Regions from separate parts of the Mus musculus genome. Here region 1 is linked to region 2. Evidence: chromatin loops called from intact Hi-C (ENCODE). Cell type or tissue: heart. All regions are shown on one strand.

Region 1 (8,000 bases), 130 kb before region 2:
GTTGTGAGCCACCATGTGGTTGCTGGGATTTGAACTTCAGAAGAGCAGTCAGTGCTCTTAACCGCTGAGCCATCTCTCCAGCCCCTGTTGCTGTTAGATTTCTTCATTTTATTTTACGTGTTTAGTGTTGTGCCTGTAAGAACCTGAGCGCTTGGTGCCCATGGAGGTCACAAGAACACATCAGATTCCCTGGAACTGGAGTTAGGAAGCATTGGGGACCGTCACATGGTGCTGGGACTTGGACCCAGGCAAGAGACACGGTTGTAGCTGGCATCGAGCTCACTGTGGAGTCAAGCGTAACTCTGAACGCTTGTTCCTCAGGCCTCTCTACCTTCAAAATGGTGGGGTCACAGGCTTTTCCCACCACGTCGATTCTTACATGTTTTGTTTCTGTATGTGTATGAAGTGTTTGCATGTATGTCTGTGCACCATGTGTGTGCCGTGCCTTCAGAGGTCAGGAGGGGGTTGTCAGCTCCTCCGGAGCTGGAGTTATAGATAACTAGGAACCACCTTATCAATACCAGGAACTGACCCCACATCCTCCGCAAGAGCAGCCAGTGCTCTTGACCACCGAGACAACTCTCCAGCCTCACTGTTTTGTTTTGTTTTGTTTTGTTTTGTTCAGACACGGTCTCCTGAGGTCCGGGTTGGTTGGCTTCTAACTCGTGGCAATCCTTCTGCTTCAGCCTTAGAGATGCTCACTCAATCCCTCCCCTGGTGCTAAGATTATAGGTGGAAGTCACTTTACCCCTGCATTACTCTATGTGTTGGCGTCGGAAGTCTGAGCTTCCCGCATGGTAGGTGAGCACTCTACCGACGGAGCAATGTCCTCAACCCAAGCCCAACTTCCCTTAGCATCCTCCATTCCTGAATCAAGAAGGGCACTTAAGGCAAGCCCCTGCCCCCACCCCCACCCCTGTCCCCATCCCCTCCCCAGTACCACTCTGCAACCTACCAAGTATCACACCCAACCCTCCTGGCTCCAGGGACCCCTGGGATGTGGCCATCTCCCACTCTCCACTCAGAGAGTCCATACACAGGGAAAGATACGACACCGCAAGGTGGCACCCTCCCCCCCCCAAACAGTCTCCCTTACCCCTGCCTCTAGGGCTCACTGGCACTGAGCCAAGGCAGCTTTGATGGCGGTCACCAGTTTCCGGAACTTGCTCTCTGTATCCACATAGCCATCACCTCTCTGAGGGGCAGAGAAGAGAGTTGAACTAATCTCCACACACCGACCAACCCACACTGACACCCCACCCAACCCCCACGAGGCAGGACTCGGATTTACCTTCTTGGAGTGGACCAACTTCCCGGCTACTGTCACTTCAAAGAACCCGGTGACCTGGGGAGTCCCCTCGCCACACTGAGAAAATAAGGCATTAAGACGGGGCTAAGATGACCTCTCTGGGATACTTTCTCCATCACATCCCAGGGAGTGAAGAACATAGGGCAAAAGGATAGAGAGGATTGGCCTAACCCATTCCCACTGCCTCCCAGTCCCAAGGGACAAACAAGGCACGTCATGATCCTATGCCCATTCTAAGACTCACAATGTCCAGGCATCCGGGGAACTCATGTTCTAGCTTCTCCTTGAGCTGGAGGTACTGGAGACAGGGTACAGGGTGGGGGTGGGGTTATCACAGCCAGGCCCAGCAAACCCCCCTACCCTACCCACCCTGACCTACTTCACTCACCTTGGGCTTATAGCCTCAAGCTCCACTGTCAGGTGAATCCAGGGTTGTCGCAGCCCACCAAGACAGCATGGATCCAAGGCAGGACAGGTACCCAAGGGAGGCAGGCAATAGCAGTGCGATGAAGGTAAAGAGAGACAGAGATCCAGATGAGAACGCAGAGGTAACAAAGACCCTCAAAAGAGGGGAAGATGTGCTCATCACACAGAGAGATGTGTGCGACAGTGCGAAGATACATAGAAAGCCCACCCCAAACAAAAGAGCCAAGATGGAGAGGCGGGATGGCAAAGAGATCACAGGTTCCACATAGAGATGCCAATGGGGAGGGAAGCAGGGAAGTAAATTAGGACAAATGCTGCCTCAGTAGAATCTCACCCACCCACTCCCTCCCCCGCCTGGCTGTCACTCAGGAATCCAAGCTCTCTCCAGCACCCAGTACAAAACATAAGCTCCCCAACCCCATGTCCCCTACCTCAGGCCATTTTGGGCCTGGAATCTGGTGCAGTGGCCTCATGGGAGCCTCAATTTATCAAAGCAGGCTGTTGAAAGACATCCTGATAACTAGGGCCTGATCAGACCCCTCAAGGGGGTTGGGAGGGAGGAGGCCACACCCAGCTAGGTGGACCACGGACCCCAGATTCAAGTTACAGGGTTATCGGTAGTAGGACCTCAGGCTGGCCCTGCCTCATTTCCAGCCTCAGTTTCCTCCCCTGTAAGATGGAGACAGAATGGCTGGAGAGCCCCTCAATGGACTTCAGGGGTGCAGAATCCATTCAGCAAGCACTTTTCAATCACTTACTGCAAGCCAGCTGATTATCAGATGCAGATGGAGGAAAAAGTCATCAAGAGAAAATGGCTGGTCTTTCTACGCCTGCCTCTAGCAGGGGCACAATTAATAGCGCTGGCAGGTAACTAACCAACATCATCACCTCCTTCACACTACAGAAGGGGAAACTGAGGCCAGAAAAGAACTGGGGTTAACAGCACCGGCACTCACTGATCAGAAACCAGTAAGAGTTTTTTGTTTTGTTATTTGTATTGCTGGGAACCGAACCCAGGATCTGGTGCATCTCATGCAAACACTCTACCACTGAGCTACACCCTCACCCTACAATCTATCCTATATTACTTTTTCTTTTCGGGGCACAGGGTCTTACTACATCACCCCGGTTGCCTCTAACAAGCAGCTTAGCTGGCCTGGAACTATCTACCTGCCTCTACTTCCGAATGCTGGGATTAAAAGTGTGCATCAACACCACCACTCCGTGACTCAGTTCGCCCTTTTCATGTACACACTGGGAGGTGCGACCACTGTTAACTCACACTACAATCCAGGTACGGGACATCCCCAGACCTCCCAACAGCGCTTATGAGTAAACCCCCAACTACACCACACCTTGTATTCTCTAACTCATGCCGCTCAGTGAGGGGGAAGGGAAACAGCCTGTCGGGAAGGAAAGGTCCCCAGAGAAACCCGATGCTACCCTTCCCCTCCCCTCAGCGCTGAGTCACGTGTTCAAAGTGGCCCCAAGTATCAGTTTCCATTTTCACTGGTGAGATGTCACTCAGATGTCAGATGCCAGGGATCGGGCTCAAGTCTCTGTTACCTCCATCCCACCCGCTTGGAAATCCCTCCCTTTGGGTCTGAAATACAGTCATCGTACTCGGTTACCAGACCCTGGTAGATAGGGGGAGGGGCAAAGAAAAGGGTGGGAGAGGGTCTCCTGGCACAAAGGTTGGGGAGCAGAGAAAGGGCACAACGAGCCGGGAGCAGGAAAAGGGGGAACTGCAGTCACCCGGACTTACCAATACACGACTCGAACGGCGAGCGCCATAGCTGCACGTCGCATCCCCGCACAACACGAGGACCCGACCCACAAGCAACAAGGACCTCAAGCTCTGAGCGTGGGGCCGTGCGCACAGCCGACTGCCTCACGAGTCAGAGCAAACCAAGTGCGGGGGTGGAGAGTGGGCAGAGCTACGGGAGGACCGAGGTTCCGGAGCACGGCGGGGTCTGTGGCCAGGGGCGCGAACCTCAACGCAAGACTCCATGATATCTTGATATCTGGGGTTCTCTTGATATCTGGGGTTGTCTCCATAGACAGCGTCTCTGGGACCAGTAACCTGAGAGCCCCTCGCCGTCCCTTCTCTATGCCATAATGGTTCAGTCCTCAGGGCGGTGGCTCGAGGCAGAGAATTGGTTGAGACTGAAGTTCAGTTACAGAGTGGCTGAGAGGGGCAGGGCAGGGAAATCGACGCATTGGGAGACAGGCAATTGGGATGGATCCCTCCTCCCCAGCGCTAACTGGACCAGACTAAATGAACCTTAGGTCTGGAAAACTGAAACTAGGAGTCCCAGTGTGCGCTTTAGGTCCAGCTGTCTCACCACCGACAGACCCCCTGCGCACCCCCAAAACCATGCAACCCCTCTTTTTGCGCCTTCCCGCTCCCTTCCAGCTGCCTTCCAGCAGAAGGATATATAGAAAGTCCTGGAATGGGGCTTGGACTGTAGCGCAGTTGGTAGAGAACTTGCCTACCATGTATAAAGCCCTAGTTTGGGTCCCTAGCACACTGTTATCTGGGGGCTGTGGTACAAGCCTGTAATCCCAGCATTTGGGAAGAAGAAACTGAAGGACTGAGTTCAAGGTTATCCTTGCTACACAGGGAGTTTGACGCTAGTCTGGGCTACATGAGCAGTTGTCTCGAAACAAAAAATCCAGGCGTTGCCTTTAATGCCAGCAGTCAAGAAATCTCTGTGGGTTCGAAGCCAGTCTAGCCTACGTAGAGCGTTCCAGGACAGACATGAGAGACCGTCTCAAGGGGGAGAAAAAGGTAAAAGTGGACAAAATATTTGAGTTTAGGATTCCTGAGCCTCACTTTCTCCTCCTTGAAAGCTGGACAGATAACAGGAGATAGTCATTCCCACAGAATTTTTTTGCTCTCTAGTTTCTTATCCTCCACACCCTATGAACAAACGGCAATGGCATGCCCACCCCCTCCCTCCCCTCTCTCTACTTTCCCACCACCACCACCACCACCACCAAGGATGGCTCACCAGCAGAGATGTTTATCTGTCACCTGACTTCTTTAATTGACTTCAACCGGCTATCCCCGCCAATGGTTAACTAGGGACCAAATAAGGAAATTTTCCCACCTAGCCCTCTGGTTCCCCATCAGTACCCTACCCTGCACACAGATGATGGGCTGTGATTCTACCCACAGAAAAATGAAATTTGAATCATTCACTCCCCATTTGACTTCATAGGAGTGCGTTGGCAACTGAGGATTCAGAGGCCTAAAAGCAGTAAGAAAACTGTATTTCCCTAAAAGGATGCTTGTTCATGCACTTGGACTCCTGGAAAGAATGAGAGCCAGAATCTGCTGTGTGTGGTGGGGAGAACTCAGTGAAGATAACCAGGAACCTTCTGTGTCCTCGTTGGGCATCTCCAACAGGCTAAATTCAGTGTCGCAGCCTCTCTGTCTCGAGACGGAGGACCTGTGACCACAGTCTGAAAAGGAATAAAGAGTCAGTCTGGAAGAACCAGGAACAGAGACTGAGTCAAGGGTCAAGAATAAATGTTCCACAGTCCCGAGTTTTCCTGTGGTTCCCAACACCCTTGGAACAAAATCCCAAACCTTAGCATGGATGGCCCCTCTGACCCTTTCTCCCAACACCCCAGTGACAGGGACCACTGGGACCTTAGCCACATTCTTGTCTCAGGGCCTTCACACATGCTGATTTAGCCCTCTCACCCCGAGTCCTGCTTTTCCTCCAAGAATCAGCTGCAACCATGGAGGAAAAACAATTCTTTCTGGAAAAAGTCTGCTTTGTGTTCGACACAAGTTGTACCAGTTTATTTGCCCTTACAAAGTGCCCTAACCCCAGTGGCTTACACTGCAGACACACCTCATCTCGTGCTCCTGGTGGGCAGAAATCTGAGATCAGGTAGCTGCAGAGCTGGCTTACATTGAGGATTGAAAAGAAAACTGACCCCACAGCTCTGGGGTCACTTCTGGTGGTCACTGGCCACGGCTGGAGCTACTCGGCTTGTAGGTGAATTACGCACAGGCTAAACAGATGGCGCAGTGGTGAAGAGTACTGGCTACTTTTGTAGAGAATCTAGGTTCAGTTTGCAGCCCCCACGTTACAGCTCACAAGCCTCTGCAACTCTAGTTCCAAGGACTTTGATGCACTTGTCTGACCTCTGAGAGTACTCACTGCACACACTTTGTGCACATGAACTCCCAAGCACATGAACTCCAAGCACACAACACACCTGAAACACACTAGGAACCACACACACACACACACACACACACACACCCTTAAAAAGTAACTGCCTGTCTGCTTACAGAAAGCGAAGCTTTCTCTCTTTTCTTAAAAGATGTATTTATTTTATGTTATTGAATGTTCTGTTTTCATGCACTCTAGAAAAAGGAATCAGATTCCACTCTTCTTGCTTCCAAAATACAAGGAGTCTCTAGTGTGTATCTAGTGTACTCTGTGAGAGGTTTAAATTCAAGCCTGCATTATCGATGCTCAGTATGAGATCTGTGGCACTTGCACTATGGATGTTCACCACGCCTGGATTGCTAGCAAGCTGTGACAGCGTTGAATTCTTCTCTGGGGTCACGAGCCACCAGTGGGTGTTGGGAATTGAACTTAGGATCAAGCACTCAGTATGCTTAACCACTGAGCCATCTCTAAAGCCCTAGCTTCTCTTTCTCTCCTCTATCTTCCTCCTCAGAGCAGCTCCTTCGATTTCCAGTTTGTGCGACCTAATTGTTCCACTTTTAAGTTGTAATAAATCATCCTTGAAGACTAGAAAGATGGCTCAATGGTTAAGAGCACTGAACTCTTCCAAAGGTCCTGAGTTCAAATCCCAGCCACGTGGTGGCTCACAACCATCTGTAATGAGATCTGATGCCCTCTTCTGGAATGTCTGAAGACAGCTATAATGTACTTACATATAATAAATAAATAAATCTTTAAATAAATAAATAAATCATCCCTTGAGCTCTGAAATGAATAAATTAAACAGCAATATACAAAAAGGTAGATCTGGACTGAAGAGACAGCTCAGGGTTAAGAGCACTGGCTGCTCTTGCAGAGAACCCAGGTATGGTTCCTAGCACCCACATGTTGGCTCACAGCATCTTCAGGCTTTATGTGGGCATCATGCATGCATGTGGTCTACACACAGACATGCAGGCAAAATACTCCTACAAATAAAATAATTTTTTAAAAGATAAATTCCCCCACTGAAAAACAAATCTGCTTGGAGCCAACCAGAGAGGAGCTGGGGATGTGGTTTAGAAAGTAGAGGGCTTGATGTGTAGCCTGATCTCCACGTGGGCCCCCAGCGCCTGGAGCAGGGCTGTCGCTAAAGCTATTGCCTGTCTGTGGAATTGGTTCCCCTAACTGGGCTGTCTTGTCTGGCCTCAGTGGGAGAGGATGAACCTAGCCCTGCAGAGATTCGATTTGTGGAGGTTTGGGGGAGATACCCAGGGGGTCCACCCTCTCAGAGAAGAAGGGGAGGAATAATGGGGAGGGGGGACAGGGATCAAGATGTAAAGAAAGTAAAATTAATTAATGGGAAAAAGAGTGATTGCCTGGTACGTTTGAGGTCATGGGTTCAAAGCTCAGTGTCAATAGGGGAGGGATAGGAAATTCTCTTATTCATTTTTGCATTTTATGTGTGTGGTGTGTGTATGGATGCATACAAGAGTGTGGAGGCCAAAGGTTGATCTTGAGTGTCTTCTTCAGTTGCTCTGTACCACACATACTAAATAAATCAGGGTCTCTGGCTGAACCCAGAGCTTTTAGATTTATTTACTTTATGTATGAGTACATTATAGCTGTCTTCAGACACACCAGAAAAGGGCGTCAGATCCCATTACAGATGGTTGTGAGCCACCATGTGGTTGCTGGGATTTGAACTCAGGACTTCTAGAAGAGCAGTTAGTGCTCTTAACCGCTAAGCCATCTCTCCAGCCCAGGATATTCTTTAAAATAAAATAAGTTTGTGATGGTTTGTATATGCTTGGCCCAGGGAAGTGTTTTCTAAGAGAGCAAAGAAGCTGTTTTCCAGAGATAGCCAAGGTTGTACCTCATGCTACAGCTGTACTTGGTAATGTGTAAGAGTCCCCCAGGTGGTACTGGTTTTGAAAGCATGAAGGGGTTATGAAGAACAGCTGAGGCTTGGCACTGTGAGAGGCCATGGAAGGCCAATGGTGAAAGTACAGCCACAGTTGCAATCGATGGCCCAGGACTGAAGGGGTCATGCAAAGGATTTGTGGCTTGGC
Region 2 (8,000 bases):
CGCCCGGGCCCGCCGCCGCCCTTGCAACGAAGCGGCCCCGCGCGGCCCGGCCCCGCGCCCCGCTCCGGGGAGCGCCCCTCGGGTATGCAAAAAAAAAAAAAAAAAAAAAAAAAATTTTTTTTAATTAAATGCAAAAAAAAAAAAAAAAAAAAAACCTTGCTGGTTTTGTGTCCCGCCCCCTCCTCTTCCTCCTCCTCTTCCTCCCCTCCGCCCAGCTACGAGGAGGAGCCACAGAAGGCTCCGCCTGTAGTGTGGCAGCTAATCAATCGTAGCAAAGAGCGCTAGAGCGGCAGATCTGATAGCCAATAAAAAGATGCACACTCTGTGGGCGGGAGCACGGAATGTCGGCACCGCCCCCTGCTCCTGGCACGGCCGGGCTGCTTGGGTGTCTGCTGGGCTGTGGTCGGCAACCTGGAGCTGGTGTTCGAGTTGGTGGTGGTGGAAGAGGAGCCAGAGGGTTGATACGTGTCCGTATCCCTGCGCCAGGCCCGCCTAGGAATGGGCCGTTGTGCTCCCTGGTCCAGGATGGTGGCTTCTGAGGGAGGATGCTCCACAAGGCACTTCAGAAGACTTGCAAAGATAGTGTGGTCGAGGCTTCTTGAGGAGGTGGGACAGTGTTTCCCCGCGTTGGACCCAGAGGGTGCCAGGCGATGGGGAGATTGGGGGTGACCTGGACTCCAGACGTGGCGTATAAAGTCTCTCCGAGCCTGGGGATTTTGAGCCGCTGTAGCGCAAGGACTATGGTTAGCCCTGCTAGATAGCCTGCTTCTTCACGCCTGGCCGGCAGCGCAGATCCGAAGCTCAAAAATCCTTTGAGCGACGCTTGGATTCACAGGTCTATTCCCAGAGCACTTGGTGAGCGGGCATTTTTAGCCCTGCTCAGCACGTCCCAGACCGCACCGGCCTGCCCTTCTGCACAGAACTGGTCTGATTTCTTAACGTTCCGGTCTCACATGCCCTTGTTTCTCCCGAGCTATAGAAAACCTGGTGCACAACAGTAGGTATCGAATAAATGCGTCGTATAAACGACTGGCTGATCTGTTTTGTAAGTCTTATCGTTGATTCCATGGCGGCACTAGGGTTTGGCGGGGAACTAGGTCTTGCTATGAAGCACAGGCTGGCCTGGAACTCGCGCTCTACCTGCCTTCACCTCCCAGGCGTTAGGATTATACTTGTGTGTCACTATGACGAGCTTAATTTCTTTTTATTGCTATCGTGAGGTCTAAGGATATATATAGTTAAGTAATGAGGGTGTTTTTGTAGTATGTGGAGGTCCGGGTGCAACAATGAAAAATTGTAAGAGGCTGGAGGCTATGGGCCATGAACAAACGAGCAGGATCCTGCTAAACATCAGCCTTTGCTACTTACTTGCTGTGTGAGGTGATGTAAATTATTTCATCTGTCTGTGCCTCTATTTCCTGTTTTCTAAAACGCTGACTGCAAGTTTGTTGCTCAGTGGATAAGGGCGCTTGCCACCAGTCCTGGCAATGAGTTCAAACCCCAGGAGCCACATTGGTAGAAAGAGAGATCTAACGGCAACCAACAAGTTGTCCTCTGAGCGCTATGCTTATAATGAATGTTTTTGGTGTCTTTTTAAAATGTGATGGGCCGGTTTTATAGAGCGACCATAAAGAAAAGAAAGTGCCTGCTGCTCCCTTTATATGGTGACGTGGTAGACTCCATTGCAGAAGTGAAGCCTTGAGTGTTCAACTTTCACGCTTGGGAAACCAGCACTGTGCACACTGCTTTTATTTTTGTGTAGTTGGCCCAATGAGTTGACCTGAGGATGTTTCCGATCAGAACTGCCCCAAGGGGGCTGGACGTGCAGAATCACTACATTTGGGAGATGTGGGCTGGACAATCAATAGTTCAAGGTCATCCTCGACTACCTGAGGACTACAGGAGAGTTTGTCTCAAAAAGTCTCAGGACTTGCCCAAAGGAGAAAGGGTTAGCCTCCATTTTCACCAAAAGGGAAGTGTTTTGTCCAAGATCATCCAGGAAGTGGGACCCAACCCTCTGCTGAAAATGTCCTCTGTGCAAAATGACCTGACCTGGGTGGCATTTGGTTGTCTGTACCAGAGCTACCAGCACTGGAAAACTCAGAACTTAAAGCAGGACAAAGAGCTAGATGACTTGAGGTCAAGGGGTTGACTTTACATGAGCTTATACATTCACATGGGAAACGTGTTCTAACTAGCTGCATCAGGAATTCAGTGAGAGGCATGCATTCCCTTGTTCTTCCTGCCTCGCATCCACCTTAGTTTATTAGGTGAGGCAAGGAGCAAGCAAGTTACAGCCTCAGTTTCTCTACATGTAGATCATGCTCTACAAGCACCAGATTTCATTTAATTTAGTGTTTGGAGAAAGAGGTCTTGCTACATAGCCCAGGCTGACTTTGAGCTGGCTATTTCCTTGCCCCAGCTCCTCCAAGTGCTGTGCTACCATGTCTGTCTAGGTTCTGGGTCTTTCTGCACTGTGGTATATCTTCTACCCCTATGATGGTACTCAGCACTTAGTATACAAGAAAGGTTAGCTGAGGGTTCAAAGTCATCTTCTGATGTCCAGCAAGTTCAAAGCCTGGGCTACACAAGACCTTGCCTCAAAAACAAAGGTTTGCTGGAAAGATACTATCTATGACGAATACCCCAGACCTCTTAGCTTAGGCGAGGGCTGTAAACACACGCTACTTGGAAGTCCTTGGCTGGGTGTGGAGGAGCCAAGACAAGCCAGCCCCCAAGCTGAGCAAGAGCTGGCACAGACCTGGGAGATCAAATGGCTATTTTCCCTGAGCATCCCTGAAAGCCCATCCAGGCTTCCAAGCTAGTGACAAGAGCCCAAGGTATTCAAAAAGCACTGTGGGGCTGGTGACACAGTTCAGTTGCTAGAGTTTATCCTAGGTCCACATACACTAGGCATAGTGGGCTGCACACCTATACCCCAACACTCTGAATGTATTCAGGAGCATCAAAAGTTTAGGATCAGCGCTTGGAGACATAGCTCTGCGGTTAAGACTTTGAATTACTCTTACAAGAAGACCCAGGGACTGTTCCCGGCATCCATGTCAGCTTACAACAGCCTTTAATTCCAATCCCAGAAGAGTGCATGGATACCCTCTTTTAGCCTCCTTAGGCACTGGAATTCAACGTGTATATATTCAAACAAGAATACCATAGTTCGAAATAAAAATCAATTTCCAAAAACAACAATAGTCAATCACATATCAAATCTAAGGCTCACTTGGGCTACACATGACCCAGCACATCTTTAGTTCTAGCACTTGGGAGGCAGATGAAGGTGGGTCTTTTTGAGTTCAAGGCCTGCCTGCATAATGAGACCCTTACTTGATGAAGAAATAATATTTTTTAAAGAGCTCAGATGGTGCCGGGCAGTGGTGGCGCACGCCTTTAATCCCAGCACTCGGTAGGCAGAGGCAGGCGGATTTGTGAGTTTGAGGCCAGCCTGGTCTACAAAGTGAGTTCCAGGACAGCCAGGGCCACACAGAGAAACCCTGTCTCGAAAAACCAAAAAATAAAAAATAAAAAAAGAGCTCAGATGGCTGCTGCTTCTTTCTTTCTTTCTTTCTTTCTTTCTTTCTTTCTTTCTTTCAAACCTCTTTTGCAGGTTAAACCCAGGGTCTCACACAGCAAGTCACCATCCCTAGCCTTCTTTTTCACTTCTTATATTGACAGGGTCTAAGTTGCTAAAGTTCAGGGCTTGAACTTGCTATCCTCCTGCCTCAGCTTCCTTAGCTGCAGTGATGACAGACCTGCACCACCAGGCTAGGCTGACAGTTTTAATTATGATAGTATAGTGGAAAAGAAAAGGTAGAAGCCCCGTGTTCTTGCTGTGGACAAGGCCAGATATTGGAGAACTGCCTTGCCCGAAGGGCCTGACATCATCTTGTCCTCTGAACCCTCCTCCAGCCTTTTTCCGCACATTTCTGCATATGCCTTAGCTCTTATCAGAGCCCTGAGCCTTTCAGAAACTCAGCTCACTACAGCCCAGCTCCTACCCTGGAGAACCTCGTCAGCGCCATCTGTCTACAGACGGTGTCAATAGCATCCGCTTAATAGCCTAGGTGGGCTTCAGTCTTGCTCTGTAGCCTAGGGCGGACCTGGAACTCTCCTGACCCCCCAGCCTCCACCTTCCGGGATTACAGCTTTAACCACCACGCCTGGATGGTGCTGTGAAAACCAGGGCTTCTTAGATAGTAGATTAAGTACCAACTGCACCACATCTCCAGTTCTATTTTTCAGTGTGTGTATGTTTCTCTCCTTCCAACACGTGGTTTCTGGAGATAAATTTCAGATCAAGTTTTGGTGGCAAGCGCCATTATTCACTGAGCCACCTCGTCAGCCCCTCTTCCACCTCCCCACCTCCGGATTTTAAATAAATGGCTTCCTCCACTGAAAGTAGAAACACTTCCCCGCGGCTCCTGTCAGGCAATGGAAGCTTCAAACTTTGCGCCCCAATTGTTTCATTATCCGAGAAACTGATGGCACACGATTGGTGCATTTTTTCTTTTGCATATAACACTTCAACAACCAAAGCCTGACTCCCGTCCTGAAACACTCCTGCCTTTCCAGGTTGCTTTAAATAAGGGTGAGAAGAGAAAGTTTTTACGAGACTTCCAAGGGCCCGGGTCTTGGTGGCCAGGAGGAGGAAGAGAAGGGGATTCCTTCGTAGTCTCTGTCCTCTAGCTATACCCTTCCACTGTGGCCATAAGGTACCCCTTCTGAGGACAGCCAAGACCGGAGCGCTGTAATCCGGCAGCAAAATCAGGCAGCGATTAGCCCAGCCCGGCCTGGGGTCCTCAGCACCGCAAGTGCGAGGGGCGGAGTCTGGCCTTTGATTGGCCGCATGTGGGGGCGTGGCCACAGCTCCGCCCCACCTCTACCCCCCACACACAAGATAAAATAGGCTTCGCGCCCTGGTGCTCGAAATTATTCGTGTAGTGGGTGTGGCTTATGTTTGTTTACACGCTTCTATTGGCTGCATTTGAATCGGCCCGAGCGGGTGGGCTTCGGAGGCGTGGCCTCGGAGGGCGGGGCCGGCGGCTGACAGCTCTTAGAGTACCGAAACGCTAATGAGGGGATTTTGGATCTGAAGAATCCTTTTGGGGTTTCTGTCAGCTTCCTTAATAAAGGCCAGTCAAGAAACTGAGGCGCACGTTTTTGTAAACATTCCTAAAACAAAATAAAACAAAAACCATGACTATGTTTTAAAAAGCAGATGCAACCTAGCTGGCCAACAATGAAAAACTCTGAAATCAGCTATGATCCTGGCCCACAGTGGGACAGGAAGTCACTGCAATAAACAAGGAAACCGCAAAGTGACACAACAGCTTTTGCAACCACTCAGGGAGAAGGGGAGTTCTGTAAATGCCAAAAGTATGGATGAAAATGGACACGAATCATTTGCTGATGAATTGCACAGAATAACTTACAAAATGGAAATGAATGGACAGGAGTTGGGTGGATCCTAGCTCATTTTGTAACTGTTTTTGTTTGTTTTAGCTTGGTTTGGTTTTTAGAGGCAGGGTTTCTCTGTGTGGCCTTGGCTATCCTGGAACTTATTCTGTAGTCTTCCCCAGTGCTGGAATCAAAAGTCTGGGTCGCCACTGCCCACTTCGTTCTGTAACTTTGTAAAGTTAGAAATTTGTAGCATCTACTCAAATAAATATGCTGTAAATTAAAATAAACAAAATACAAATTTAAGCCACACCTTACATATAAAGGTAGCACACACCTCTAATCCCAACAATCTGGAAGCAGAGGCAAGTAGATTTCTGTGAGTTCAAGGCTAGCCTGGTCTACCTAATGAGTTCCAAGACACTAAGGACTAAGTAGAGAAAGCCTGTCTTAAGAACATAAAAATTATTGTTACTTTTATTATAAATTAACTTCTGAAGACCAGGTCTTAGTTCCTGAGTGAGAAAACTACACAGGGGATGTATTTATTCATCATGGGCCATCACAGCTGGGGCAGAAGAGAGTGGCTTTATAATAACAGGAGGAGTCAGACCCTTCATCTTCAAAGGACACGTTCCAAGCCTCCCGTGGATGCCTGAAAACAGATAATACTAAACATTGAATACTACTTTTTTTCAATTCTTTTGAGATAGGGTCAAGGTTGGCCTTGACCTCCTGATTCTCCTGCCTCCACCTCCCGAGCACTAAAACCTTAGGTATGCACCAGATTGAACCCAGGATTTTGTGTCTTCTAATCAAGAGCTCTACCACAGGTTCTTTTTCTGTAGCCCATGCTAGGCTTCAATCAACACGCCTTTAATCCCAGAACCTGAGAAATAGAGGCAGGTGGGTTTCTGTGAGTTGGAGGACAAGCTGGTCTAGATGGTGACTTCCAGGACAGCCAGGGCTACACAGAGAAACCCTGTCTCCAAAAACATAAATAAATAAATATATACGTATATAAACATAATAGCAAAATAGACCCATTATAACAATATACTTAATAAAAGCTACTTAGAACTTAACCAATGTGTGTGTGTGTGTGTGTGTGTGTGCTTTTGAGACATTTTCTCACTATGTCACTTGGCTTGAACCTCACCATGTAGACCAGGCTGGCCTCAAATTTACCAAGATCCGCCTCCATCTGCCTCCCAACTGCATGCACAACCACATCCAGCTTCACTAATTTTTATACTTTATTTTCATTTTTAAATGACATTGTGTGTGTGTGTGTGTGTGTGTGTGTGTGTGTGTGTGTCTGTGTCTGTGTCTGTGTGTGTGTCTGTGTGTGTGGTGGGCATGCCTCTTTCCTTTATGTTGGTGTGCAGATTGAACTCCAGTCGTCAACCCTGGTAGCAGAAGCCTTGTACCTGATGAGCCATCTTGCCAGCCTTGGGATTTTATTTTTGATTTTTAAGATTTTTTTATTGTTATTTATGTGTATGTCCTATGTCTGTGCAAATAAATGCTTGAAGAGTGCAGACGCCCTTGGAGACCAGAAGAGGTCACTGGATCTCTTGGAGCTGGAGTTACAGACAGTTGTGAGTTGCTGGAAGCCAAAGTCTAAGTCCTCTAGAAGGCTTAGTCACCAAGCCACTCTTCTAGTTTTCTCCCCAAGTTCCCCTCCCCCACCAGTCCCCAAGACAGGGTTTCTCCACGTAGCCCTGGATGTCCTGGAACTCACTCGGTAGACCAGACTGGCTTCAGACTCAGAGTTCTGCCTGCCTCTGCCTCACAAGTGGTATGGTTAAAGGCGTGGGCCACCACCACCCAGCTCCAGGTTTGGCTTTTTGAGACAAGATTTTGGGCTAAATCTCACCATGGGGCTGGAGAGATGAGTCAGCTGTTAAGAACACTGGCTGAAATTCCAGACAACCCAGGTTCAGTTCCCAGTGGGTCACAAGTATCTCATGGTGATCCACCTGCATCTACCTCTCCGGTGACGGGATTATAGGAGTGTGACATTATATCCAGCCTAAAATAAATCTTTCAGAACACCCCCCCCCCCAAAGAGACCAAAACCAACCCAAAACAAAATAACAAAAAGAATAGTTGTGCTAGGAGTAAGGTTGTTGAGAGGAAAAAGAATGAAAATTAAGCCCCCAGATTGTTAAATATGGATATGAGGTTTCTGGAGGTGGTGAGGCTGAGGCCAGCGTGCAAATGGTGGTTAGCACAGCACCGAAGAGTACGTGAAAAATGTTCAGCATCGTTAGTCATTAGGGAAGTAAAACCACACTGTGAGAGCAATATACACAGGGTGATCATAGTCAGATGGTGTGATGCCACATCTGTTACCCTACTATGGGGGAGGGAGCAGAGACAGGTGGATCTCAGGGGATTGCTGGGTAGACTACTGAGCAAGTTTCAGATTTAGTTAGAGTCCCTGTCTCAAAAAAAAAAAAAAAAAAGACAGAGAGCAATAGTGGAAGACACCAGATGTCAATCTGTTTTCCGTACATACATGTCCTAGCACCTGCATGCACACATGAGCATGGGTTGCACATGCACACACACGTACGTACAAA

What was found. Hi-C counts contacts between places; a loop is a spot of excess contacts. Peaks named below come from ENCODE experiments on the same cell type or tissue, not always from the same donor. Only the 100,000 strongest peaks of a DNase experiment are listed, where the experiment ranks them.
Region 1: it touches region 2 in a loop (3.0-fold over the local background); 6 of 42 quality-filtered maps call a loop at or near these places.

Annotation. Positions count from the first base shown.
Region 1 is chr7:15,918,752-15,926,751 of GRCm38, forward strand. Selenow (selenoprotein W) reads right to left here and starts at 3,620. Exons shown (of 6, transcript NM_009156.2): 1 at 3,501-3,620; 2 at 1,698-1,722; 3 at 1,554-1,607; 4 at 1,292-1,366; 5 at 1,097-1,195. The coding sequence starts at 3,529. The coding sequence ends at 1,112. In heart, no CTCF peak of the experiment used is centred here; DNase peaks (open chromatin) are centred at 2,240, 3,610 and 3,850; H3K4me3 peaks cover 3,872 bases; H3K27ac peaks cover 2,952 bases.
Region 2 is chr7:16,048,033-16,056,032 of GRCm38, forward strand. It overlaps a transcript of Bicra not described here. Among named protein-coding and RNA genes, the nearest start is that of Gm32059, 5.8 kb to the left of the region's middle. In heart, a CTCF peak has its summit at 4,042; DNase peaks (open chromatin) are centred at 269, 4,049 and 4,899; H3K4me3 peaks cover 4,001 bases; H3K27ac peaks cover 2,202 bases.